Linked DNA regions of Mus musculus: all the other regions are linked to region 1. Evidence: chromatin loops called from intact Hi-C (ENCODE). Cell type or tissue: left cerebral cortex. All regions are shown on one strand. Region 1 has its middle 6.8 kb from the start of Snord12. Region 2 has its middle 4.7 kb from the start of Spata2. Region 3 overlaps Ptgis (prostaglandin I2 (prostacyclin) synthase). Region 4 holds the start of Kcnb1 (potassium voltage gated channel, Shab-related subfamily, member 1). Region 5 holds the start of Gm52569 (a long non-coding RNA gene). Region 6 has its middle 40 kb from the start of Ptgis.

Region 1 (4,000 bases):
TGATCCAATGCCCTCATCTGGTGTGTGTGGAGAGAGCAACAGTGCACTCACATACATAAAATAAATCTTTAAACAAAAATTAAAATGTCAATAATCATGGTGTGTTAGGCAGTGACCATAACAACAGCCTTTCTAGATTCTGCAGTCATCTGGACAAAGTATACAGTTTATCCTGCAATCTAAGTTTCTGTTTAACATAAATGTATTCGGGGCTAACAAGTCAAGGACTTGTAGCTCAAGTCTGGAAATCTGGGTTTGATCCCAGAACCCATGGGGGGCAGGAGCAAAATGACTCCTAAAAGTTGTCTTCTGACCTCTTGGTGTGCACACCAGTGCATGTCCATGCACACAAGAACAGGCACAAGTGTGCACATGAAAATGCTGTGTGCACATGCACAGAAACACACACACATGGCCAACTTTATGTAAGCAAACGGAACAGTGTGCCCAAGGGCACATTTCACTTTATCTCAGTTACATCTCGAAACAAAAGCCCTGCTTATGAACTGGTGGAAGGAGCCTGAGCCATAGGCAGGCTGTGTGGTCTCCTCCATGCAGAGGGAGGACACAGCAGGCCACCTGGGGCTGGCCAGACTCTGATCTTGATAGTAGACCTCTGACTATAGGTGCCCCCCCCCACCAAACACTTGTTCCTTACTTAACCAATATCCTGTAAACATCACCCAAGTAGTCAAAGATAACATGGGCCTGTATCCCAGCACTGGGAAGACGGTGTCAGAGCATTGAGAATACAAGACCAGCCTGTCTGGGCATTGTGGCATATACCTTTAATCCCTGCACTTGGTAAGCAAATGTAGGAGAATATGAGTTTAAGGCTAGCCTGGTGAACATATCCAGTTCTAGGCCAACCCAGGCTACATAGTCAAATCCTGTTACAAAACGGGTGTGTGTGTGTGTGTGTTGGGGACTTGAGAGATTGCTCAGTGATTAAGAGCCTTGGCTGTTCTTGCAGGTGACCAAGGTTCAGTTCCTAGCACCTGCATGGCGGTTCACAACTGTCTATAACTCCGGGTCCAGGGGATCTGGCACCCTCTTCCAGTCTCCAAGGTCACCAGGCACAGACATGCAAATATGACACCCATACAAATGAAAATGAAAAAAAAAAACAACTTTAAATATGAGCACGGTGGCAACATTTATAATTTCAAGACTCAGGAGACAGAGACAGGAGAATCTGGTCAAGACTTCAAGGTCACACTCAGCTACATAACCAGTTGGAGACCAACCTGGTTTACATAAAACTTTATCTCAAATAATAATAACAGAGTGAATAGCCCTGGTCTCAAAATGTCTGAATGGGAAGACCTGTAACATGCCTACTAGGCGCCAGCACACACTATGAATGGCTCGGGCAGTGCCCTCTTTTATTTGTCCCAAACTCAAGTGCATATGCTTAACACAGCAAGCACTTGACCAACACAGTCATTCCCCAGCCTCTGTGTTTTAGCTTCTGTGTTCAACCCCCAGACAGAACCCAATTCCATAAAATTTGCTGAACAAATCATCTCTTCGGATGGGGTGGGGAAAGCCCGCAAGGCAGGTGTTACCACAGTCTACAGGAAACCAAAGAGCCAATAAAGGTGGGGCCAGCTGGAAAAGGGCGGCTGAAGACTTGTGCTCAACAATACGTTTTGCAAAGGATACTAATTTACAAAATAAAAGAAGTACCAAGAGAACCATTTAGGGAGAATCTCCCAGGTGCAGCCTGGCGTGCTGGAGGATCCTAACGCCAATGCCAGAATTGCCTTGCTAGTGGGCTTAAAGTATCTCTGCTAGGGTGAGACCATGTCTCATTCAGAGCCTTACAGGAAGCTCAATCCAAGGTATCCAAAATAAGAGAATAAGACGATGACCAGTGCCCCCTGCTGGAAAGTGCCTCATGCTTGCGGAGACCCTGATGACTACGAGGGGCTACTGCCCCCTGGTGGCCTTCCTGCTGGGCAGCCTGAAGGCGTAGATAGGCTTTTTCAGGGATGGCTCAAAACTGCCTGGCCCCTCCTACCCTGCCCCTCTGTGCCCACCAGCACTCCGTGGCCCTGGAAGAGTTATCTTCCGAGGGCTCTGCCTATTAGAGTTGACTGGGAAGTGACTCCTGGTGCTTGCCTGAAGACCCAAAGGCCGACCCCAAAAAGTGCCTGGTCCAGGAATCACGCCTACCTCCAGACCAGACCAATCAGAGCTTCCTATCTTCCGGGCCTTGGTGATTGGCTCAGGAATGAACCTGCACTCCAAGCAGAGCCAATTAGGGTCTCTCTGGAAATGATTCTCGGGGACTAGAGAAAGGGGTTGGTAGGGTGTGTATATCCCTAAGGCGTCCCCGTTTTTGGCCATTCTGGCTTCTGCAGGGACAGCTACTTAAGATAAGGCCAGAAAAGAAACACAGAGAGAAGGGTGCGCATCTCCCAGCGGCCTGGTAGGGGTCTTATTTCCAACCGTCCATTACGACAGTTTATTAGTTACACGTATCTTTGCCGCGACGAAATACTTGAGAAAAATATTGAAGGGTTATTGTGGTTTATAGCGCAGGGTGCAGCCTGCCATGGCCAGAGAAGTAACGAGCGGGATGAAGATGGTCACACCGCATATGTAGTCAGGAAGCATAGAGCAATGAAAGGAATGCGCTCAACGCCCTTTGTCCTTTTTACTGGAGGAAGCGGGGCAGACCATGGGATGGGTCTTCCTACCTTCTCAATTTAGATAAACCCTCACAGGCAGGCTCTGAGACTTGTCTCCTGGGAGAATCTAGATCCTGTCAAACTGACAATATTAACCATCCGAACCAATAACACCCTTCAATGGTGTAACCACTTGCAAGGTGCCCCTGTTCCTTTCTGTAAACAGACTAATGAAATTCATTGGGTCACACCTAAAAGGCAAAAAAAGTAGAAGATGGCCTTATTTAGACGAGGAATGGGCATTGATGGGAGAGGGAGAAGAGCGGGTGACAGGCAGGAGGAGTGTCTGTCGTCTAAATACATTATATGGGGAGGGTTAGCTTGTCTGCAATAACCACATGGGGAGGGTTAGCTTGTCCGCAATAACCATTTTTCCCCATTATTAACTTGCATTATTTATTCATTTATTGGAGGTGATGTCACTGTACCCATGTGGGGATTGATGTTTTCTTCACCACCTGGGTCCTGAAGATTGAGCTCAGATCGTCGGGCTTGGCTGAACACAGCCCTTAACCACTGAACCATCCTACCAACCTACGAGTACATTTTACTCATGTTTGTACAGCTTCTGACCCCCAGCTTCAGTCCAACACTTAGAAGACTTGTCACCTATCAGCAACCTGACCAGGTCATTCCAACAAACAGAATCCCTTCCTAGATGATGGGGTTCCTGGAGCCAGGGGTCCCAAGGTGTGGCTTTTCATCTAGAGATAATGGCAAGTGTGCTTGCTCTCAAGGGCTTCCCGACACCTTGTGTCTGCGCTCCAGGCTAGCCTGGATGCTTGCCAAGAAGGGAATAGAGCTGTTGATCTCTGCCGGGGCAGGGCTCTCTCTCTCCTGTCAGTTTCCATCTGGGTAATTAACCTGCTGGCAGCCAAGGGTTTGCCTCTATCATGTCTGTGGGCAGAGGAGTAGACATCTCTGGATGCATGCCTGGCTGCTCAGAGAGATGGCTCCTTGGTGACTTCGGGACAAGCTAACTGAGGTCCTGCTCTGACCGGGAGGGGGCCAAGGCTCAGGGAAACAGTTCTCTCGGTGTCAAGGAGCTGGGAACAGATGGAGCTCCTGTTGGTGTGCTGGCCACCTGTACTCTTGTTCTTCCCAACCTCGTCCCAAATCTTAGTGCTCTGAATGCCGAGGGAGTCACCTATGCAATCAATCCCCTGTGACCTTCTCTCCATCCTAATAGCACCAAACCCACCAAGGGCAATGAATTACCTCCCACAAGCTCCATACTCACCTCAAGGGTAACCTAGCTTAGCCCTTATTCGTGTAGACAGCATCACACCCAGACCACCCCACCG
Region 2 (4,000 bases), 430 kb before region 1:
ATGTAGGCAAAACACACAGAAAACAAAACAAATATATATAACTCATTTTTAAAGAAAACCTTTAAAAAATAAAAGGCTTACTGTCCAGAGGGAAGGTCCCTGAAAGATGTGTCAGAGATATTTCATTCAATCAAAAGGAATGGTCAGGTTTCAGGACTCACACCTACAGTCTGAGTGGGCCGATGTAGGAGAACTGCCTTGAGTTCAGGGACAGCATGGTGCTGCATAGCGAGTACTCAGCCTTGGGCACAGTGTAAGGGGACTGTAAGGACAAGCAGTGGGCGTGGGCGTGGCAGAGTGACTGGAGGCCAGTGCTTCTCAACCATCCTAACGCTGCGACCCTTTAATACAGTTCCTCATGCTGTACTGACCCCAGCCATAGAATCATTTCCTTGTTCCTTTATCAATGTTGGTACTGTGCTGAATGGTAGCACACTCTCTGCATATCTGATATGCAGGCCAGCAGAGGGGTTGCAATCACAGGTTGAAAACAGCTGCTCTAGGCTCTTTTCTTTCTTTATTTCTTTCTTTTCTTTTTTTTTTTTTCTTTTTTTTTTTTTTTTTTTGGTTTTGGTTTTGGTTTTCTGAGACAGGGTTTCTCTGTGTAGCCCTGGCTGTCCTGGAACTTACTCTGTAGACCAGGCTGGCCTCGAACTCAGCCTCTGCCTCTCAAGTGCTGGGATTAAAGGCGTGGGCCACCACCACCTGGCTGCTCTAGGGGTATGGGAATCAGGTCAGAAGGAGGGCTGGCACAGTGGGTGGCTTAGGTGCTTGACCTCAGCGATCCCCAGGACTGTGGTGGTAGGAGGTGAGGACTGACTCCACCAGGTTGTACTCTCACCTGCACACCTGTGCTTTGCTGTGCTGTGACACCTCCCCCTTCCCCACCCCAACACAATAATTAATGTAAAAAACAAAACCGATAAGCCCTCAGAAGGTGGCTGCACACAGCTGTAATCCATCACCTAAGTGAGGGCAGAATTTTAGGTCAGCCGAGGCTACAAACCAGGTTTTGGGTGAGAAGGGCTATCTATTAACAACCTACATCCAATACCAATAGCTACTGTTGAGTGCCTGGGCAGACATCTCTTGTCACCTGTATTCATCTGGCTGGCCAGTGCTGATCTCATCCGGAAGCTGACAGTTGAGAAGCCTGAGGCAGAGAGGCTCATTAGACACTGTGAGCTAGCTAGCACTCTGGAAGATCCTACTATGTCCAGCCCCGTGTGTGCCAGGCTCTATACCTTAGCACCTAGTTATGTGCTCCCCTGCAGCTGAGATTTTGTCTCTGGGTTTTTTTCTTGCCTGACTGCTTTCTTCCCTCCAGCTGAAAGGCAGGCCAGACCTGCCCACATGCTTAAAACCCAACCAAAAACTATAGACTTTTATTACTTGAAATACTGGGGATTGAGCCTGGGGTCTTGTGCTATGAGGGCAAGCACTCTACTGCGGAGCTATATAGCCCTGTTTTTCTGTGTTTTTTGGGGGGGTGGGGGTGGGGACAGGGTCTTACTATGCAGCCCTGGCTGTCCTAGAATTTCTGGCCACTCTCCTGCTCTGCCTCCTGAGTACTGGGATGACAAGTACACAACACAGTACCCAGTAAGTTCTCTCTTTTTTCTTTAGACTTGTTTTTATTGGATCTGAAGAGGTGGCGAGGCAGTGAAGAGGGCTGCAGGGCTAGAGATAGCTAAGTGGTTAAGAGACCTGGCTGCTCTGTCACAGGCTCAGGAGGCATTCCTAGCACCTGAAGACTAGCAGTGATCAGTAACTCCAGTTTAGGAGTTACTGATGCTACCCCCTTCTAGCCTCTACTGGCACTGTAGGCATGAGTGCAGATTTACAGAAGGGCACCTGCATACTCTTTGTTTGTTTGTTTTTCAAGACAGGGTTTCTCTGTGTAGCCCTAGCTGTCCTGGAACTCACTCTGTAGACCAGGCTGGCCTCGAACTCAGAAATCCACCCGCCTCTGCCTCCCAAGTGCTGGGATTAAAGGCGTGCGCCACCACTGCCCAGCACATGCATACTCTTACACATAAAAATTAATATTGGCTGAGCAGTGATGGCCCACGCCTCACAGCAGTCTGCAATTCCAGTTCCAGAGGGTGTGAACACCCTGCCCTCTTTTGGTCTCTGTGGGTACTGCATAACATGGTGCACATAGATGCAGGCAAAACATGCATACAAATAATTGAAAACAAGATCTATTTTTATGTGCAGCTGGGTATCAGATCCCCTGGAGCTCCAGTTCCAGATTGTGGGCTGTGTGGTGTAGGTGCTGGGAACTGAACTCTGGTCCTCTGGGAGAACAGCAAGGGTTCTTAACTGTTGAGTGCCTCCCAGTCCCTCCAAACCAGACTACTTACTACACACTATGTAGGTCTCAGACTCGTACTGAACTCACAGCCATTCTCCTGCTTCAGCCTCCCAAGGGCGGGGATGGGAACGACTGGGGAAACAGGCATCTGATCCCACATTCCTGTCTCAGGTTGGTTTTCGATACTTTGACGATGGCTGATGCTTTTTTGTTGTTGTTGTCATCACAGTGTCTCTTGCTTGGAGTATGTTTTGAGGCACTGTGTAGAGCTCCACCGTCCTCTGCAGGTACAGGTTGGCTTGGCGGCTACACCGCTCACCGTCTGCCATTGAGAGCTGACTGTTTACTACTGTAATCACACAGCTTCTTGTGCTGTGTTATCCTCACAGAAGCCAAGGAAGCCCACGGCAGGGGTCACGGGGTAACTACTCTTACTCTTTTGGCCCTTGTTCTGTATGCTACTTTTGTGATTTATGAAAGAAAAGTATAGAAAGAGGTAGGTAGAGTTGGCTCCTAAAGAGTGACGGTGCCTGCCTGTTATCACGTGGCCATTATGTAACTTGCGGATGGATCCTTATGTAATGAAGTCTGGATACTGAGCACAGAAGTCAGCAGTCTTCATTCGTGTAAAAGATGAGAAGTGTATCTCTCTTGAGACTGTCAGTCTTTCTGACAGGAAATGTCAGGCGTTTCCATCCCCGGGGTTCCCTCTTGGCTGTCACAGAACCACAGAGGTGGAAGGGACTTTTCCGCAGCCTTGTGTGAAATACAAGCTTGTCACACTGCCATCACTGACTCAGAGTGCTTTCTTTTCCCCTTTCATTGTTGGGGGGTGGGGCTGGGACAGGTCTCAATGTAACTCAGGCTGGCCCCAACTTATTCTGTAGGCAAGGATAGCCTTGAACTCCTGATTCTCCTTCCCCATCTACTGAGCCCTGAGTTTACAGGCAGGCACCACCACTCCTGGCTCTTAAAAGGGTTTTTGTTGTTTTTAAAGACAGGACTTCTCCATGTAGCCATGGCTGTCCCAGAACTCAGAGAGACCCACCTGCCTCTGCCTCCTGAGCGCTGAGGTTAAAGGGATGTTGCCACCATTCCTAAGCCTCTTTAAAAGTTAATTTTTTCTTTTTAAATTATGTGTATGTGTCTGCCCTGTGAGTGCAGGTGCTCTCTGAATCAAAGGCAAAAGTGTTGGATCCCCTGGAGTTGGAGTTACGGTTATGAGAAGCCTGGTGAGAGCTAGGAATGGAATCGGCTCACTTAAGAAAGCAGTACAGGCTCTGCCCCTACGCTCGCATGTGGATCACACGAAGCTTCTGAGAAGCCACTGGCACTATACTGTTGGTACTGCCATGGCTCTCAGAGAGTGACTACTGCAGTCAAAGAGCTCCAGCTGGACTGCCCCCAGTCAGACATGCACGCAGCTCCTGGGGAAGAAGATGGAGAGGAACTCAGAGCCTGGCGCAGACCTCGGATGAATACATATGTGACCTGCTGTGCTGAGAGCTGACATCAGATTATCTATGGGTGCTGTGAGGAGCCACAAGAGACAGGCCCTAGACCTCTGGCTGGACAAATCAGAACTTCAGAAAGAAAACAGGACTGAGTTGAGGCTGGACACCAGTAAGCAAGACAGGGAGAGGTGCTGGGTAGGGCATCTACAGCCTGGTATCAGGGATGGGG
Region 3 (4,000 bases), 130 kb before region 1:
ACTCCTGAGAGGGCTGAACAGCACCTACATTCTCTTCCTGGGACGCCCAGAGCCTCAGTCTCAGGATCGCAGACTGTCTGGATCCGAGCCTACAACCTCTGCCCGTTGTTTTTCTGGCTCCTATAACATTCTGAGCCTGCCTCCTCAGCTATGAAATTTGGGAGCTACCAATTAGAGCTCCAGAAGGCATCAGAAGGATCTTCCTAAGTCTCCACGCCACCACCTGACTCAACACAGGCTTTGAGAAATGTTAGCCAATATCTACATCACAGCATTGACATGCAGGTCCCATCCATGCCCAGGGACAGCAAATCACCTTACCTTTTGACCTCACTTTTTCTCGACAGTGAAGTAGAAACCGTGAAGGAGTCAGCTCTGTCCTAACGCTAACAGCCTTTCCTAAAAACCACCGAGGCTGTGGGGGGAGGCCAAGGCAGGAGGTTGGTGAGTTCAAAGCCAGCTTTGGCCACTTAGTGAGCTCTTATCTCAGAATTTAGAATAACAAGATGATCCATTGAGGCTGGCCCTCAATGTAGGGCACTTGCTGAGCACACACGAGGCACAAGAGTCAATCCTCAGCATCACAAAACAAACCATACCTCAAAAAAAAAAAATAGCTGGGCAGTGGTGGTGCACGCCTTTAATCCCAGCACTCGGGAGGCAAGCTGGATTTCTGAGTTCGAGGCCAGCCTAGTCTACAGAGTGAGTTCCAGGACAGCCAGGGCTACACAGAGAAACCCTGTGTCGAAAAATACCCAAAACTTAAAAATTAAATAAAATCATAGGATATAGGAAAGGGGAGCCTGAAGCTCAATATTGTCATCAGTGACCTATAGAGATTAAAACCAAGTGGAAGGTGGTCATGCGGTGTCTTAGTTAGGGTTTTACTGCTGTGAACAGATACCATGACCAAGGCAACTCTTGTAAGGACAACATTTAATTGAGGATGGCTTACAGGTTCAGAGGTTCAGTCCATTATCATCAAGGTGGGAGCATGGCAGCATCCAGGCAGGCATGGTGCAGGAGGAGCTGAGAGTTCTACATCTTCATCTGAAGGCTGCTAGCAGGATACTGACTTCCAGGCAGCTAGAATGAAGGTCTTAAAACCAACACCCACAGTGACACACCCACTCCAACAATGCCACGCCCAGTCCAACAAGGCCACACCTCCTAATAGTGCCATTCCCTGGGCCAAGCATATACAGACCATCACATTCGGTTTTCCACATGCTTAAGGTACACACAAGGGCAGGGAGTTGGCTCAGCGAGGAAGAGCAAGCACTGCCGAGTCTGGTGGCCAGGGCACAGCTGATGTTTAGGCGCACATCAGGTGTGTGCTCCCCCAGTGCAGGCTCTGCGTTCACCCCTGTGGCTGGAGGATGAACCAGCACTCGAGCAAATTTGCGGTTTGCAGTCTGCTCATGTCTGCGCCCTCGCACACCGACCGTATCAGGACAGACTCTCTCGCTCGAGTCAGGACTTATGACAGAATTTTACTAGCAGTTCTTGCTCCTATCCATTTAGGGACAGACAAAACAGATGCTGGGTTTAACATGGTTAGCGTGGTACTTTGCTCATGCCCTCTCAACAAATGAGTGAATTTGCTGTTACCCCAGACCCTGTGATCTCCCTGCTAGGAAGATCCAATGGCGGCATCGATAGTTCTAACCATTGGGTGCTCAGGTAGTAAGACTCCTGTCTCAGGTAACCCCACCCCTCCAGAGCTGGCAGAGACACGGCCTATCTTTACTCCTTTGACCCCACAGGAGAACCAAGCCCCCAAGTGGAAACAGACCCTGGCGAGGGTCACTTTCCCTTAAGTCCTGTGGTCTGGCTTATCCACTCACCTGCTCCTCTCTCAGTAAAACGAGAAAGTCTTTGCTGTGTGCTCAGTGTGGCTTTGGGTCCCTGAATTGAGGTGAGGGACAGTGGTGAGGCCCAGGACAATCAGAATCACTATTGACTTATAGGGCAGACCTGTCGTTGTGTCACTGAGACACTGAGAGCATCCTAGATATGGCAGCTTTATGTGTCTCCAGAAGGTGGTGGTAGAGAGTGCTGCCTGACAAAGGTGGCCCTTGGTGACATTTCTGTCCCATGGTGATGGTAAGAAGTCTTGAGGAAGGGGTGCAGGTTTTAATCTTACAGACACTCCTGGTAAGCACAGCCCAGCCAGGGATGACTTAGTTCTTAGCTTAGGGAAAGAGCTGCAGGCTTATGGAGAGGCAAGAAGAATCTTGTCACCATGCACACTGTGTCACCATGCACACTGATGCATCTGGGACTCAGGACTACCCAAGTGTGTGTGTGTGGTTAGAGACACATGGTTGGGGCCCTCCCTCGCTCTGGCTGCTCCAGCATCTGCAGATGATGCTGTAGGCGGGAGAGCTAGAGATTCACACTCTGACTCTTAGGGGTTATGACATAGAAATGGTTGCCACGGACACAGCCACTGAACTTGAGCTAGCCTCCCCTTACCCCGGCCTGCCAAGGTCAGAGCAGCACAGCCTGCAGCGCCCCAGACTGAGCAGCACAGCCCACAGCGCCCCCTCTCTCTGTAGATTTGTCGTCCTACTGCTGACTCATTTCGACCTGGAGCTGGGCAGCGAGGACACAGAGGTTCCTGAGTTTGACCTCAGCAGATATGGCTTCGGTCTGATGCAGCCAGAGGAAGACGTGCCCATCCGGTACCGTGCCAGGCTGTGACCTATGGAGCAGACTCACCTGGGGCCTTCTGACTTCCTGTTGTTCCTCTAGAATGCTATGTCCAGCGGAGGGGACACTGAGGACAGTGAGAGCAGGAAAAGCTAATAAAAGCTCTGTATCTCGCTGTGAAGACTTGCTTCCAAATCGGGCTGTCTGTGTTCTAGGTTCACCTGTGCTTCCAGTCCCTTGGTGTGCCCATGGTTCACATCTCCTTGCCCCTGACTCTCAGAGCAAGCACTGTCCCCTCCTTTGGTAGCTGGTGTAGTCCAGGCCTTGGCCAACATGGCAGACATGGGTCCTTAGAGGACCCATGTGGATTTGTCAGTGTGTGTATTACTCTAAGTCTTATCCCCAGATCTTTAAAGAGACATGGCCCCTTTTCATGTGGATGCCCAGGAAGGTACATCGTTCTTTATTGATTCGCAGTAGGTAGCAGGGTTTTCCTTGTGCTAAGACTAGGATAGGGGCATGGCAGCAAGATTTGGCCCTGTGAGATGTCTGGAGAGCCAGTCTAGAGAGTCTATCCCCTGTATCCCAGCATTCAAGCCTTGCTACAGTGTATACCAGTCTGCAAGATGGTTTTGTTCAGCCTGCACGTTAAAAATCAGCATAGGGAAGCAGGCGAGATGGCTCAGTGGGTAAGAGCATTGACTGCACTTTCAGAGGTCCTGTGGCTTGCAAGCCTCCCTTGTGACACTGGCTGCCCTGGAACTCACTCTGTAGACCAGGCTGGCCTTGAACTCAGAGATCCTGCCTCAGTGCCACCACGCCCAGCGTCCCGAGTACCTTGAAATGCTGAGACGGGCACAGCAGATACATATTTTCGTTCCTCGCAGCATCTTAGAGAAGATGGAGTGTTATGCCAGCTTTCCAGATGAGAATGCTAGCTCAGAGAGGTCAAGTGACTTGCCTGGGGTCACACAGCTCTTGCCAGTAGAGCTCAGCCTACACACCTCTCCTAGAAGCAGATGTTGGGTGGGCAGTTTGTTCTTCATTCCGAGGGCTTTAGGGGTGGCAGTGGGACACTTCTGTTTGGCACTGGAGAGCTGACAGCCAGAGACACCCAAGCGTGGTGCAGACACATCTGTGATGAGGTCCTTTTATCTTTAGCTGGAAAGACAGAGAATAGCCTGAGCCTGGGTGTTCCAGGGGCTCATCTCTTGGAGCAGGGCTGGGGCTCGGAGGCTTCCCTGGCCCTGGGTCTCCAGGCACCCTCAGGATTCCCAGATAGACAGTGTGATTGGCAGGAGTCTGGGTATCCCCAGGGAAACCCATATTCATGCTTGGGTGACCC
Region 4 (4,000 bases), 120 kb before region 1:
GCTGCTGCTTCTGTTTTCAGTGGAGGAATCGTCTTCGTCGTCATCGTCATCATCATCGTCCAACGCTTCAAGCAAGAGGCCAGGCCAGGCCAACAAGGGCAAGTGGTCTTCCTTCTTCCACACTATTTAATCTGGTCCCCCACTAGCAGATGCTACCCACATTCTGGTCAGTCCTCCTACATCAATTAAAGCAATTAAGACAATTCTTTAGGTGAGGCTGTTTGCTCGGGTGACTTTAATTTGTGGTGAGTTGACACCAACCCTAACCCTCTCTCTCACACACGCACATAGGGACGCAAGGGAAGGAAAACAAATCTTACATTGTCCTTTTTGTTGTTGTTTTTTGAGACAGGGTTTCTCTGTGTAGCCCTGGTTGTCCTAGAATGGGCTCTGTGGACCAGGCTAGCCTCAAACTCACAGAGACCTGCCTGCCTCTGCTTCCTGAGTGCTAAGTCTTGTATTTTTCTATGCTGTTACTGTGGTGGCCAGGGAGGCGTATGGCTGTCCCTCATTTGCCCTTGGCCTCTAGCCTAGACACAACTCCATGTGGAACTCCTCTTACCTCCCCACATCTATCACTCCCTTCTTACCATGGTGGTAGAGTCTGTCCTCACTTCTGAGAGGCCCTGCTGAGCTCCTGGGTTACGCTCTCAGCATGGCCTCCCCTGCTCCCATGACTCCCCAGTAGTACTCATGATTGACCGAAGCTTTCTCCTTTAAAACGAACAAACAAAAAAAATGCTTGTTTTTCTTCAGTGTTGGGCAAACTGAGAAGAGGAGGGAGGGGCTGAGCCAGAACTATCAGGCCAGAGCAAGGGAAAACCCGTGGAGGCTTTACTCCACTGACAACCGCATTCAGTTTGGGAAATGGAACATTCATTCTGACAGCCTTGGCACTGTAGATAGAGGAGGGATGGGGGAGCTGGGAGCAGAGGTCACAGGGAGAGAAGCTGGGAAGGGAACTGACCAGAGTGAATGGTTCTTACAAACAGTTTTGCGTGATGCAGTGCAAAGGAACCCAGGTGGAGATGGGAAAGCCTTACCTTGGGGCACCATGTCCCACTAAGTTCCCCCCCCCTCCAGGACAAGGTTCTCTGCTGCATCTCTAACTCCTTAACACCGCACAACAGATACGTGTGTCAGAGAACAAACCAGCCGAGCCCAAGTGTGGCTGACAGAGGGATACCTGACCCCTTCTGCATGCAACCCTGCCTACAGTCACTCCGGAACCTGCCGGCCCCACCGCACAGGGTGAGGCAGGGCCAGTGGATCTCTCGGTTGAGCCTCGACCCTCGGCAGTCTAGAAGCAGCTGTCCAAGTTAGCACCCATGGGTGAGTGACTAACAAGGCCCGGCAAACTCTGAGTCTTCCCTGGCCCTTCACCTGGCCTTATGTTTCTCCTCAACAGCTACCACCCAGCTGCCCACCTCTTTTGCCTGTTGGTTTGTTAATTGGTGTAATATCCACCTTCCTCCAGAATCTAGAATTTGATTTTGTAGAATCTGGAATGGAATCAAAGCAAGGGCTATTTAAAATTGCCACCTGCCTTCTCCAGCTTTCCCATCCTCCCAGCTTCTAGCCTGTCTGACATAGTCTTCCAATTCTGTTTACAGTCGCTCTCCAGGGAGCCCGGCGACCCAGAGGCTAGTTGGCTTCGCAACTGTATCTCCCACGCCCGTCCTACGTGCAGCGCATGCATGCAGTAGGCGCTCAGCCTCGTGGTGGCCAGGACGCAGTCAAGCAGCCCGGGTGGGCCCCGCGGCCTGAGCCAGGGCCGGGCCGGGCACGGAGGGGTTAAGCCGCGCGCGTTTCCGACCCGCAGGTGGCGCCGTCCCGCCTCGGTGCCACTCGCCGCGCTCCGAAGTGCGGGACAGAATCGCGGCGAGCGCGGAGCCGAAGCTCAGCCCGACTTGTTGATCTCGCGCAGGCAGCCGCGGCCGCCGCCGAGCCGAGCCGGAGCCCGAGGTGGAGGCGGAGGCGCCGCCGATCGCCCGGGCCGCGCCGTCCCTGCGCCCCGCAGAGCGCCCCGCCCGCGCCCCGCAGCCCCGGCGCCGCCCTCCCGCCCGCCCGGCCGGCCCGGGTAGGCCTAGCCCGGCCCCGGGACCGCCGCTGCCGCGGGCGGGGGCGCGGGCGGGCGGCCGGCGAGATGCGCGCGGCGCGGCCCCGGGAGGCGGCCACCCTGGGGGTGAGTGTGGCGGGGTAGGGGGGTGGCGCGGGCCCACCCCGGGGCTGGGGGCGGGGCGTGTGCCCCGCGGGCTGTAGGGCCCGGGAACCCCCCGAAATCACCGGTGCGTGGCGGGAGGAGGGCACGCTCCGAAAGGCCAGAAGATTCCGCTGGTTTCCCCGCCTCCCACCTCCCCCACCCCTTCTCTTCCGAGCCCGGGCAAAGGCGCAGAACCCGGAGTTATAAAAAGCCATCGCCGGGAGGAGCGAGGAGGAGGAGCGGGAGGAGGGGGAGGAGGAGAAAGAGAGGAGGAGGGGCAGGAGGGGAGCACCGAGCAGGCGGATCCCGAGGACTCCGCGCCCCTCCTGCGCTAGAGTGGGGAGGGGGCGCACAAGGAGGTGCAGACCCCGCTGGCTTGGCTCCTTCGACCCTCACCTGGTCTCCGGAGCGGTCTCGGGTCCTGGTGTTGTGAGGAGTGGGGTCGCCCCAGGACAGGGCAGCCTGGTGGCCTCCGACAGGTGGGCATCTGGTAGCCTCCACAGTCCTCACTCGGCCCAAAATCTTCTAAGATTTAGAAAAAGCAAGCCCAATGCCATCGTTATGCTCCCACCCAAAATCTTGACTATCTTGGGGTGGGAGGAGATGAGAACTCACTAAAGAGAGAAAGAAAGTTCTCCCTGCCTCTCCCTTGCCTCCCAATTGCGGGGGCCAGGTTGGGCTCTCCAGCCCGAGAGCAGGGAGTTTCAGCACTCGACGGGACGGACAGCGCCCCGGGCGGCCGGATTGCGCCAGGGCGGGGGTGGGGCTTCCTGGGAGCCTCCTGGGGGCCTCTCCCGCCTGGAGGGCCACCCCTCCCTTCGTCCTGGGGTGGGGCTGACTTCAGCACCGGCGGGAGGAACAGCAGCCATCCGTCCTCCCTTCCCCCCCCCCCGCCCCCCAACTCCCCTGAGCCGCTTAAGCCTTGGGAAGGTCAAGGCCGGTAGGGGACCCTGGGGGAGGGGCCTCACAGTACGGTTCGCTGACCCGTGTCCGCTTTCGCTTTCTGCCTCGCAGCCGTCGGGATGGAGGTGAGACGGTAGCCGCGACGCCCGCCCTCGCGCACCCCTGCACCACAGCGGCCTGCAGAGCTCCCCGCCCCCCGCCCCCGCGGCAGCGGGCCTTGCCGTCGAGTGACAGCGGCCTGGGGGGGCAGGGGGGGCGGGGGCGGCCAGACCAGCGATGCCGGCGGGCATGACGAAGCATGGCTCGCGCTCCACCAGCTCGCTGCCGCCCGAGCCCATGGAGATCGTGCGCAGCAAGGCGTGCTCGCGCCGGGTGCGCCTCAACGTCGGGGGCCTGGCGCACGAGGTGCTGTGGCGCACTCTGGACCGCCTGCCTCGCACGCGGCTGGGCAAGCTCCGGGACTGCAACACGCACGACTCTCTGCTCCAGGTGTGCGACGACTACAGCCTCGAGGACAACGAGTACTTCTTCGACCGCCACCCTGGCGCCTTCACCTCTATTCTCAATTTCTACCGCACCGGCCGGCTGCACATGATGGAGGAGATGTGCGCGCTGAGCTTCAGCCAGGAGCTGGACTACTGGGGCATCGATGAGATCTACCTGGAGTCCTGCTGCCAGGCCCGCTACCACCAAAAGAAGGAGCAGATGAACGAGGAGCTGAAGCGGGAGGCTGAGACGCTGCGGGAGCGGGAGGGCGAGGAGTTCGACAACACGTGCTGTGCTGAGAAGAGGAAGAAACTTTGGGACCTGCTGGAGAAGCCCAACTCATCGGTGGCCGCCAAGGTGAGTCTGGAGTCTGTTTCCCCCCATGGAGGCCTACACAGAGGCTCCTGG
Region 5 (4,000 bases), 150 kb before region 1:
CTCAGTCTCTCCCCCCTCCTTCCTGTTTCTCCCTCTCCCTGCTTGGAAAACCCTCTCCTGGGAGACCTGTGACTGGGGGAGCTTAGGAAGGTGTAGTGTTCTGCTCCATTCTGTTGCTGTGATAAAACACTCTGACTAAAGACAACTTGGGAAACAAAGGGTTTAGTTCATCTTACATTTTCAGGTCAGAGTCCATCCCCGAAGGAAATAGGCTTGGTAGGAACAAAAGAGGCAGGGTAGGAACTGAAGAAGGGAACCTGAGGCGGGGTAGGAACAAAAGAAAGTCAGGACCTGACTCGTTGCTGTCCCCCACAGCGCCGGCTACCTGACCCTATATGGAGTGGAGGCCTCACCACGCACCCATGAGAGTCAGGCCCAAGATCGTGTCCACTCAGCGGATGTTTTCCATACCTTCCGCCAGCTGGATCTGCTGCTCCCCAAACTGGCTCGAGGCTCCTTGTCAGCGGGTAAGCACCATGAGGTCACTGCAGAAATGGGTGCTTGTTAGTGGCATTTTAATAACTGTGTTACAGTTTTCCTCTTACCCGGCTAGCTCCCAAATAATTGAGATTGGATCGTTATATTTAGTTAACACGCTTTAAAGGCACAACAACTGAGCAGTTACCACTCTGTTTTAGTCTTTTATGCTGATCTGGCTACCTCCCTACCCAAATCCCCAAGATGGCTTTCTATCTCTTTCCTGGGCTGCATCCCCTCCCCTGGTTGGCAAGAAGTCCCGCCCTATTCTCTCCCCTGCTCAGTCATTGGCTATTAAGCTCTCTTTATTGACATATCAGGGAACAATTGGGAAGCTGGTGTTTACATAAGATTGAGACAGGAGATTCTCTGAATAAGGATTGCAACCAGATACAAGGGAGACAGAAATGAGCGTTTGAATCTTCACACAGTGCACAAGAACATTTTGCCCATAGGTGGTGGGTCCTGTGCACAGAAGACTGAATGGTCTTTCCTGTAAGAAGCAACAATAACCAGGCGTGGTAGTGCACACCTTTAGTGTCATCACAGAGGCAGATAGATCTCTGTGAATTTGAGGCCAGTCTGGTTTACATAACCAACTCCAGGGCAGCCAAGACTACATAGTGAGACGCTATCTCAAACAACCAAAAATTAACTAATTAATTAGCTAATAGAAAGAAAAGGAGTGAAAACTGTGTGATAAACCATCCAAGGAAAACACTCAAGATGGAAGGATGTGTTTTGGCTCCTGGTTTCAGAGGTTTCGATCCACAGCCACTTGACTCCATTGCTGTGGGCCTGTGCTGTACCTGAACACAGTGGGGGTGGGAGCACTCAGTAGGAGCACTCAGCAGAGGAGGCTGCCTACCTCACGGCAGCCTGGAAGTGGAGAAAGCTGGAAGAAGGGTCTGGTGATATTACACACCCTTCAAAGGCACATACCCACGATCTGCTACCTCCCCCCCCCGCCGCCCCCCCCCAGCCGTACACCCACCCATCTGGCCATTAGCCCATCTATGAGGCTAATTTCCTCACAACCCAGCTGTCTCCCCATAATGCCACCAGCTGGGAACCAAGCCTTCAGTATGTGAGCCTGTTGGGGACGCATTTCACATCCAGACCATCACAGTCCATTTGGATTCAGAGCTCTTGAGGACACTGAACCCTAGGGCTGTGACCTGTCTTCCTGTTGGTTTGCCAGCCTGCTGGGCAGAGGCTGTAGCTTCCTTCCTCTTGTCACATCACTGTCAGAGACAAGCATCAACCCGGAGGGCAGGAATGGGCATCAGGCATCTCGCTCACCTCTCCGCCTAGCATGTTGAGCTCTCCTTTGGCTTCTCCAGCCTCTGCAGGCCCTCTCTGGGCTTTCACTCTCTAATGTAGTTGGGGGGGGGGGTCCGGGGCTCCCACAGGTGAAATCACTTGTCACAGGAGCAGCAGGCAGGTGGTAGAATAGGCTATGTGCACACTTTGTCTGCTTGAGAAACCCAGTGTGCTAAACATATGTCCCATCCCAGCACCAGTTGGTTCTCCAGAAAATGTTTCTTCAACTCTCCCTCCTTCCATGGGATACAGAGGGTAGATCCATGAAAGGCTGTTTCCTAGTGTGAGCAGCAGGTGGCAGTGTTGGACAGTTGCTCTCAGGCAGACTCAAGCAGTTCCCAGACCTGGTGGGTGCGGTATGCCCGGGAGACCAAGTGGCGGAAACCCTACCAAAATATCAAATCAGATCGTTTTCTCCCATGGTCTCTCTTCCAGGAAATGACCCCACAGACACACTCATATACAGTGATAGATACTCATGGCCACACTGTGACCACAGAGCTAAAACTGACCCGTGCCAGAATAGGGGCTGATTAAATTGCTGACGCACTGTGTGAGAGCATTGTATGAGAAGAGCCCCCCAAACCTGTGGAAGAGAAGGGGATGAAATCCATGATGATCAAGGTGGGGGGCGTTGGCCAGAGCCTTCCACCTCAATCCAGATGTGGTAGCGATGTGCTTGAATTTTTGCCTTTAAGAAATGAGATGAAGCAAAGAGAAGCTGAATTCTTACAGCACACCAAGTGTGAAGGCTTAGGTTACTGCTTCTGCCTCCTCCTCCTCCTCCTCCTCCTCCTCCTCCTTCTCTTCCTCCTCCTGTTCTCTTCCTCCCTTTCATTGTCTGTCTGTCTGTCTGTGGTTTACTCATATGTGTTATGTGCACTTTCTTTTTTTTTTAATTTTATTTATTATTATATCTAAGTACACTGTAGCTGTCTTTAGACACACCAGAAGAGGGCGTCAGATCCCATTACAGATGGTTGTGAGCCACCATGTGGTTGCTGGGATTTGAACTCAGGATCTTTGGAAGAGCAGTCAGTGCTCTTAACCACTGAGCCATCTCTCTAACCCTTATATGCACTTTCAATCCTCCTGCCTCCACTATTGCTAAGATCACAGTTGTACAGCCACACCTGGCTTTCTTTCTCTTAGTGTTTCCTGTGTACATGTGAAATTCTCCATCTTTTCAAGTATATTTCAAATATAAAAATGTATCCGTGTTGCCCAAAACATACACATGAAAAGAAAGTTGGCCCTCTAAGGCCTTGAGAGTCCTGAGGGTTTGTATGCTTTATTTGAATACTTTTGGGGGGGGCAAAGGGGGCTAAGAGATAATCTTGCTGTGTAGGCCAGGATAGCTGGGAACTCACTATATAGCCCAGGCTGGCCTCAAACTGGTGATTTTCTTATCTCTGCCTGCTGAGTGTTGGGATTACAGTTGTGTGCTTCAGTTTACTCACCCAACAGGACACATTTACAGTAAGAGTCACAGTGTGACCAAGATTCTAATGGCCCCGAGGTAACACACCAGACATTTACAGGTCATCTCTACCAAGCTATCTCTGAGCTCAGAGGGGCATTCAGGACAAGATTTGAGTGTACAGGGGTGAAGGCCTTGCTCCGTGGATAAGGAAGTGACTGTGGCCCAGAGATGGCCAGGCCTCAGTCAGACCCATGCAACATGGGCTTCTGCGACCTCTGTGTCTGGGTCACTCCCTCTGTCCTCTGGACACAGGGTTGGGTCAGACCGCCCTGTGGTGCTTTTTAGTTGTTATGAAAAACCATGATCTGGAAAAGGGCTCGTGAGTAAAGTGTTGGATGCCGGGCACGAGGGACTGTCATGAGGGACTGTCTGGACCCCAGCCCCTAGGGGAGAGTTGAGTATGGTGCCTATAACCCTAGCGCTGGGGAGTGGGGTGGGTCCTTTGAGGTTCCCTGTGGGTCAATGTGGCTAAAAAGGCAAGTTGTAGGTTCAGTGAGAGACCCTGGCTCGAAAAACAAGGTGGGAAGCAATAGAGCAGCAGTTCTTACCCTGTGAGCGCGAGTCACATGACCCTTTCACAGAGGTCACCTAAGACATCAGAAAACACAGATACTTACATTATGAGTCATAACAGTAGCAAATTTACAGCAATTAAGTAGCAATGAAACACTTTTATGATTGGGGGTCACAACATGAGGAACTGTACTATAGGGTACT
Region 6 (4,000 bases), 210 kb before region 1:
AACGGCGAATGTGGGCGCGGCTCCCAACAACTGTCTATAGAATAAACTGCTGTCTACAGAATAACACTGTCTATAGAATAAACAGCTGTCTACAGAATAACACTGTCTATAGAATAAACAGCTGTCTACAGAATAACACTGTCTATAGAATAACACTGTCTATAGAATAACACTGTCTATAGAATAACACTGTCTATAGAATAACACTGTCTATAGAATAAACAGCTGTCTATAGAATAAACAGCTGTCTATAGAATAACACTGTCTATAGAATAAACAGCTGTCTACAGAATAACACTGTCTATAGAATAACACTGTCTATAGAATAAACAGCTGTCTATAGAATAAACAGCTCTTTATAGAATAACACTGTCTATAGAATAAACACTGTCTATAGAATAACACTGTCTATAGAATAACACTGTCTATAGAATAAACAGCTGTCTATAGAATAACACTGTCTATAGAATAACACTGTCTATAGAATAACACTGTCTATAGAATAACACTCTCTATAGAATAAACAGCTGTCTATAGAATAAACAGCTGTCTATAGAATAACACTGTCTATAGAATAAACTCCTTTGGAGGACATTCAAAACTTTCCAAACTAGGGCTGGAGAGATGACTCAGGAGGTAAGAGCACTGACTGCTCTTCTAGAGGTCCTGAGTTCAATTCCCAGCAACCACATGGTGGCTCACAACCATCTGTAATGGGAGCCAATACCCTTTACTGGTGTGTGTCTGAAGACAGCTACAGTGTACTCATATAAATAAAACAAATAGATAAATAAATCTTTTTAAAAGAAACCCTTTCTGAACTGTTCCCAAGTTGGGGGCTCGCTGTTCCCCCAGAAGATAAGCAAGTAATTCATACAGAAGTAGGAAAGGGGCCACTGCGGGTCTCAGCTTTGTTACTGTTTCTCAAACAGTGTGACCATAAGCAGCTGGCAGGGAGGGGCTCATTTCCCTATCTCAGCATTAGCTGTATATCCTGCAAACGAGGACTTGTGCTCATCAAGGTGAATGGACGTCCCCTGGAGATGATGGAGCCGCGCACGCTGTGGTACAAGTTACTGGAGCCTGTCTTGCTTCTGGGCAAGGAGCGATTTGCTGGCGTCAATATCCGGGTCCATGTGAAGGGTGGTGGTCGTGTGGCCCAAATTTATGCTAGCCGACAGTCCATCTCAAAAGCCCTGATGGCTTATTACCAAAAATATGTGGATGAAGCCTCTAAGAAGGAGATCAAAGATATCCTCATCCAATACGATCCGACCCTGCTTGTAGCTGACCCGAATCCAAAAAGTGTGGAGGTCCTGGTGCCTGTGCCTGATACCAGAAATCCTACCAATAAGCCCACCTCAAGGATCAGAGTTTACCTTTGTAATAAACATCCTAGGATTTAAAAAGGGGAGAGAGAGAGAGAGAGAGAGAGAGAGAGAGAGAGAGAGAGAGAGAAGAGAGAGGGCAAAGGTCTTGAGGCAGATCCTGCACCAGCACATATGAGGGGCAGGCACAAGGGGGCCAGAGCATCTGCCTCAGAGCTAAGGAAGGGTGATGGGCTAAGGAAATGGGAAAAACCTCCTATAGGCCGTGCAGCGATCCCAAAGTGTGCCCAGTGTAGGGTAGGACATGGGCAAAATGGAAGCTGGCACAGCTTTGACTCTCAGTGCCACGCCTTGCCGGCAAGGTGGTTGCTGCAGGCTTGCTTTGTCTGGCTGAGACTCCTGCTGTTGGTGGATCCTCTCTGCCTGTGATCTCTCAACAATATTAGGATATGGTTATGATGGGCTCTGTGTGAGAAAAGAGACATGCCACAGGCCTGAATTAGCAGACCATGGTTGCTCTAACATCCTGCCACGAATGGTGGAGCCTCCCAAGACCCTCAAACACCGACAGTTGCTCAGGGCTGAGGCCGGTCTTGCATTTGGGGCTGGCGCCACCTGGCGGCCGCAGAAGACATTGCTGCAATCTGGAGGGCACCGAAGCGCGATTGATTCGTGGTGATGTTAGAGCAGGTTTGGCCGTTTTCACATGGGTTCTGGGGTTACGCTCAATTTGTCAGGCTAGCATGGCGAGTCCCCTATCTGCTAAGCCATTTCACCAACCCAATCTTGCCCTTGATGCAAAGCCTCTCACCTGGCCCCGAAACTCAGGCGAGGTGAGCCTGGATGGCCAGCATGGGATTACTGGTGCACACCACCAAGGGTGGCTTTTCTCACGTGTGCCAGGAACTGAACTCAGGGCCCTGTGCTTCTGTGCTGAGTGAGCCGTCTCTCCAGCTCCCTCTCTTCTGAGATTGGTGCGCATGTCACAGATGTCACTTTAGCACCCTCGGGTGCCTCTGATTCCCTATGTCAGCTGACTGGGGCATCACAGGTGTGGTCTCTGCCGTGCTGTGCCGCAGGATCACCAAGTGCACACGGTTCCTAGCTTCTGCCCTCACCCATCTCCTCTTGGTGAACAGCTCCCTGAGGACACTGCTGTTCCTGATGTCACCACTGTCCCCTCAGGCAGCACACAGAACAGTGACTGCCGAACAGTAGGAGCCCTGCAAAAGTTTGTTCTGTACTTGGGTAAATGAATGTGCAGCTCAGTGCAGTGGCGTGAAGAGACCGATTCCTCTCTTACACCATGGACCCTATTCCACTCCTAATAAACAGGCGATCTCTTTGAGCCTTACTGTAATAGGCGCTGTTCCCACCTGGCATGGTAGCGCACACCTTTAATCCCAGCACTTGGGAGGCAGAGGCAGGCGGATTTCTGAATTCAAGGCCAGCCTGGTCTACAGAGTAAGACACAGAGTACACAGAGAAACCCTGTCTTGAAAAAACGAAAACAACAACAACAAAAAAAAATAAATAAAAAGCATTGCTCCCATTGTGGCTGGGAAGGTGACTCAGTGGTTAAAAGAACTTCTTGTTCTTCCAGAGGATCTGAATTTGATTCATTGAGCTCAGGAGACCAGGGGGTCCACTACCTTCTTGCTTTCAAGGGCATCTTCACACATGTGGCACAAGTGCGCGCACACACACACACACACACACACACACACACAGATATTAAAAATTTCCCTCTCATGTTCTGAGAATTGAAATATATAGTAGCCTATGTGTACTCCCAGGAAAGCCCAGGCTCAGCACATAGTGGGTTCTCAACAAATGTGTATGGTTGACCAGGCTCTAGGACAATGGTTCTGACTACTGTCAGGACAAACAGTAGGTGCTTAACAAAGGCAGTTTCTTACCTTAGTCATCATGCCCCACCCCCCTTCTTCTCTAGTTCTAATCCCTGCAGGGGAGAGCTGTGTTCAGCCTGGTTGCTCCTCCCATAAACACAGTAGGTGCTCATTAAATACTGGTGTTGAGGGTGTTCTGCCAAGCACTCAGAGAGGCTCAGATCCAGACTGTCGTTCTGCATGGTGGCCAGCAGGGGGAGCCTGGAGCCTGGGGTTCCGCGTTGGCTGCAGGGACCCACAACCCAGAGTGAGCTTCTGCCTACCTCTGGTACCCAGGTACTCTCCTTATGCTCTCCTCGGATCACCTGACCTGGGTGAGTGGGCTCTATTGGACCCTTTTCCTGCACAGAACACTCACTCCTCCCCACAAATATTGCTCCCTGAAGTCTTCACCGTGCTAAGGCGACCCATGGCCATCCGTGCTAGTCAAAGGTGGTGGGCACGGCTGGACAAGGCTGTTCACTAGCCAGAGGTAACACTTTCCCACCATTGCATGGCAGGGATGTGGAGGCGGGTCCCATGCCTCGGGACAAGAGTGACTGTCTTGAACATCTGTGCCTGCCCCACAAAGGAAAAGAGGTGCCATCTGTGACTAAAAGAGGGCGCTGTAGGGCTTAACCGTGGGCTGAAATGGCCATCTTCGTGGCACCGTTATGGAAATGGCCGCTCTGAGGAACATCCCTGCAGGCTCCAGCTGCTGGCCTGTCCTCTGCCAGAGCCCTGCCCGAGGCTGGTCCAGAGGGAGCCCAGAATGCCACCAAG

What was found. A loop is a pair of places that touch in the nucleus more often than their neighbours do. Peaks named below come from ENCODE experiments on the same cell type or tissue, not always from the same donor. Only the 100,000 strongest peaks of a DNase experiment are listed, where the experiment ranks them.
Region 2: a loop joins it to region 1, with 2.9 times the contacts of the local background. A loop is called at or near these places in 8 of 42 quality-filtered maps.
Region 3: it touches region 1 in a loop (4-fold over the local background); 41 of 42 quality-filtered maps call a loop at or near these places.
Region 4: a loop joins it to region 1, with 6 times the contacts of the local background. A loop is called at or near these places in 15 of 42 quality-filtered maps.
Region 5: it touches region 1 in a loop (7-fold over the local background); 41 of 42 quality-filtered maps call a loop at or near these places.
Region 6: a loop joins it to region 1, with 5 times the contacts of the local background. A loop is called at or near these places in 18 of 42 quality-filtered maps.

The regions. Positions count from the first base shown.
Region 1 is chr2:167,070,119-167,074,118 of GRCm38, reverse strand. No RefSeq gene overlaps it. Among named protein-coding and RNA genes, the nearest start is that of Snord12, 6.8 kb to the right of the region's middle. In left cerebral cortex, a CTCF peak has its summit at 1,931 (motif pointing left); DNase peaks (open chromatin) are centred at 1,938 and 2,210; H3K4me3 peaks cover 1,412 bases; H3K27ac peaks cover 1,441 bases.
Region 2 is chr2:167,495,609-167,499,608 of GRCm38, reverse strand. It overlaps a transcript of Rnf114 not described here. Among named protein-coding and RNA genes, the nearest start is that of Spata2, 4.7 kb to the right of the region's middle. In left cerebral cortex, a CTCF peak has its summit at 2,126 (motif pointing left); a DNase peak (open chromatin) is centred at 2,940; H3K27ac peaks cover 895 bases.
Region 3 is chr2:167,202,030-167,206,029 of GRCm38, reverse strand. It overlaps Ptgis (prostaglandin I2 (prostacyclin) synthase), which reads left to right. Exons shown (of 10, transcript NM_008968.4): 10 at 2,562-2,836. The coding sequence ends at 2,706. 1110018N20Rik (a long non-coding RNA gene) reads right to left here. Exons shown (of 4, transcript XR_001783560.2): 4 at 3,034-3,816. Among named protein-coding and RNA genes, the nearest start is that of 1110018N20Rik, 13 kb to the right of the region's middle. In left cerebral cortex, a CTCF peak has its summit at 2,039 (motif pointing right); DNase peaks (open chromatin) are centred at 2,298, 2,741 and 3,352; H3K27ac peaks cover 2,393 bases.
Region 4 is chr2:167,188,006-167,192,005 of GRCm38, reverse strand. It overlaps Kcnb1 (potassium voltage gated channel, Shab-related subfamily, member 1), which reads left to right and starts at 3,188. Exons shown (of 2, transcript NM_008420.4): 1 at 3,188-3,949. The coding sequence starts at 3,383. It overlaps 1110018N20Rik (a long non-coding RNA gene), which reads right to left and starts at 1,381. Exons shown (of 4, transcript XR_001783560.2): 1 at 591-1,381; 2 at 1-176. In left cerebral cortex, CTCF peaks have their summits at 1,798 (motif pointing right) and 2,941; DNase peaks (open chromatin) are centred at 1,737, 2,453, 2,818 and 3,735; H3K4me3 peaks cover 3,205 bases; H3K27ac peaks cover 3,760 bases.
Region 5 is chr2:167,217,676-167,221,675 of GRCm38, reverse strand. It overlaps Ptgis (prostaglandin I2 (prostacyclin) synthase), which reads left to right. Exons shown (of 10, transcript NM_008968.4): 5 at 316-467. It overlaps Gm52569 (a long non-coding RNA gene), which reads right to left and starts at 320. Exons shown (of 3, transcript XR_003954099.1): 1 at 177-320. In left cerebral cortex, CTCF peaks have their summits at 2,086 (motif pointing right) and 2,803 (motif pointing right); DNase peaks (open chromatin) are centred at 1,783 and 2,105; H3K4me3 peaks cover 267 bases; H3K27ac peaks cover 331 bases.
Region 6 is chr2:167,278,773-167,282,772 of GRCm38, reverse strand. No RefSeq gene overlaps it. Among named protein-coding and RNA genes, the nearest start is that of Ptgis, 40 kb to the right of the region's middle. In left cerebral cortex, CTCF peaks have their summits at 1,942 (motif pointing left) and 3,423 (motif pointing right); DNase peaks (open chromatin) are centred at 1,062, 1,938 and 3,433.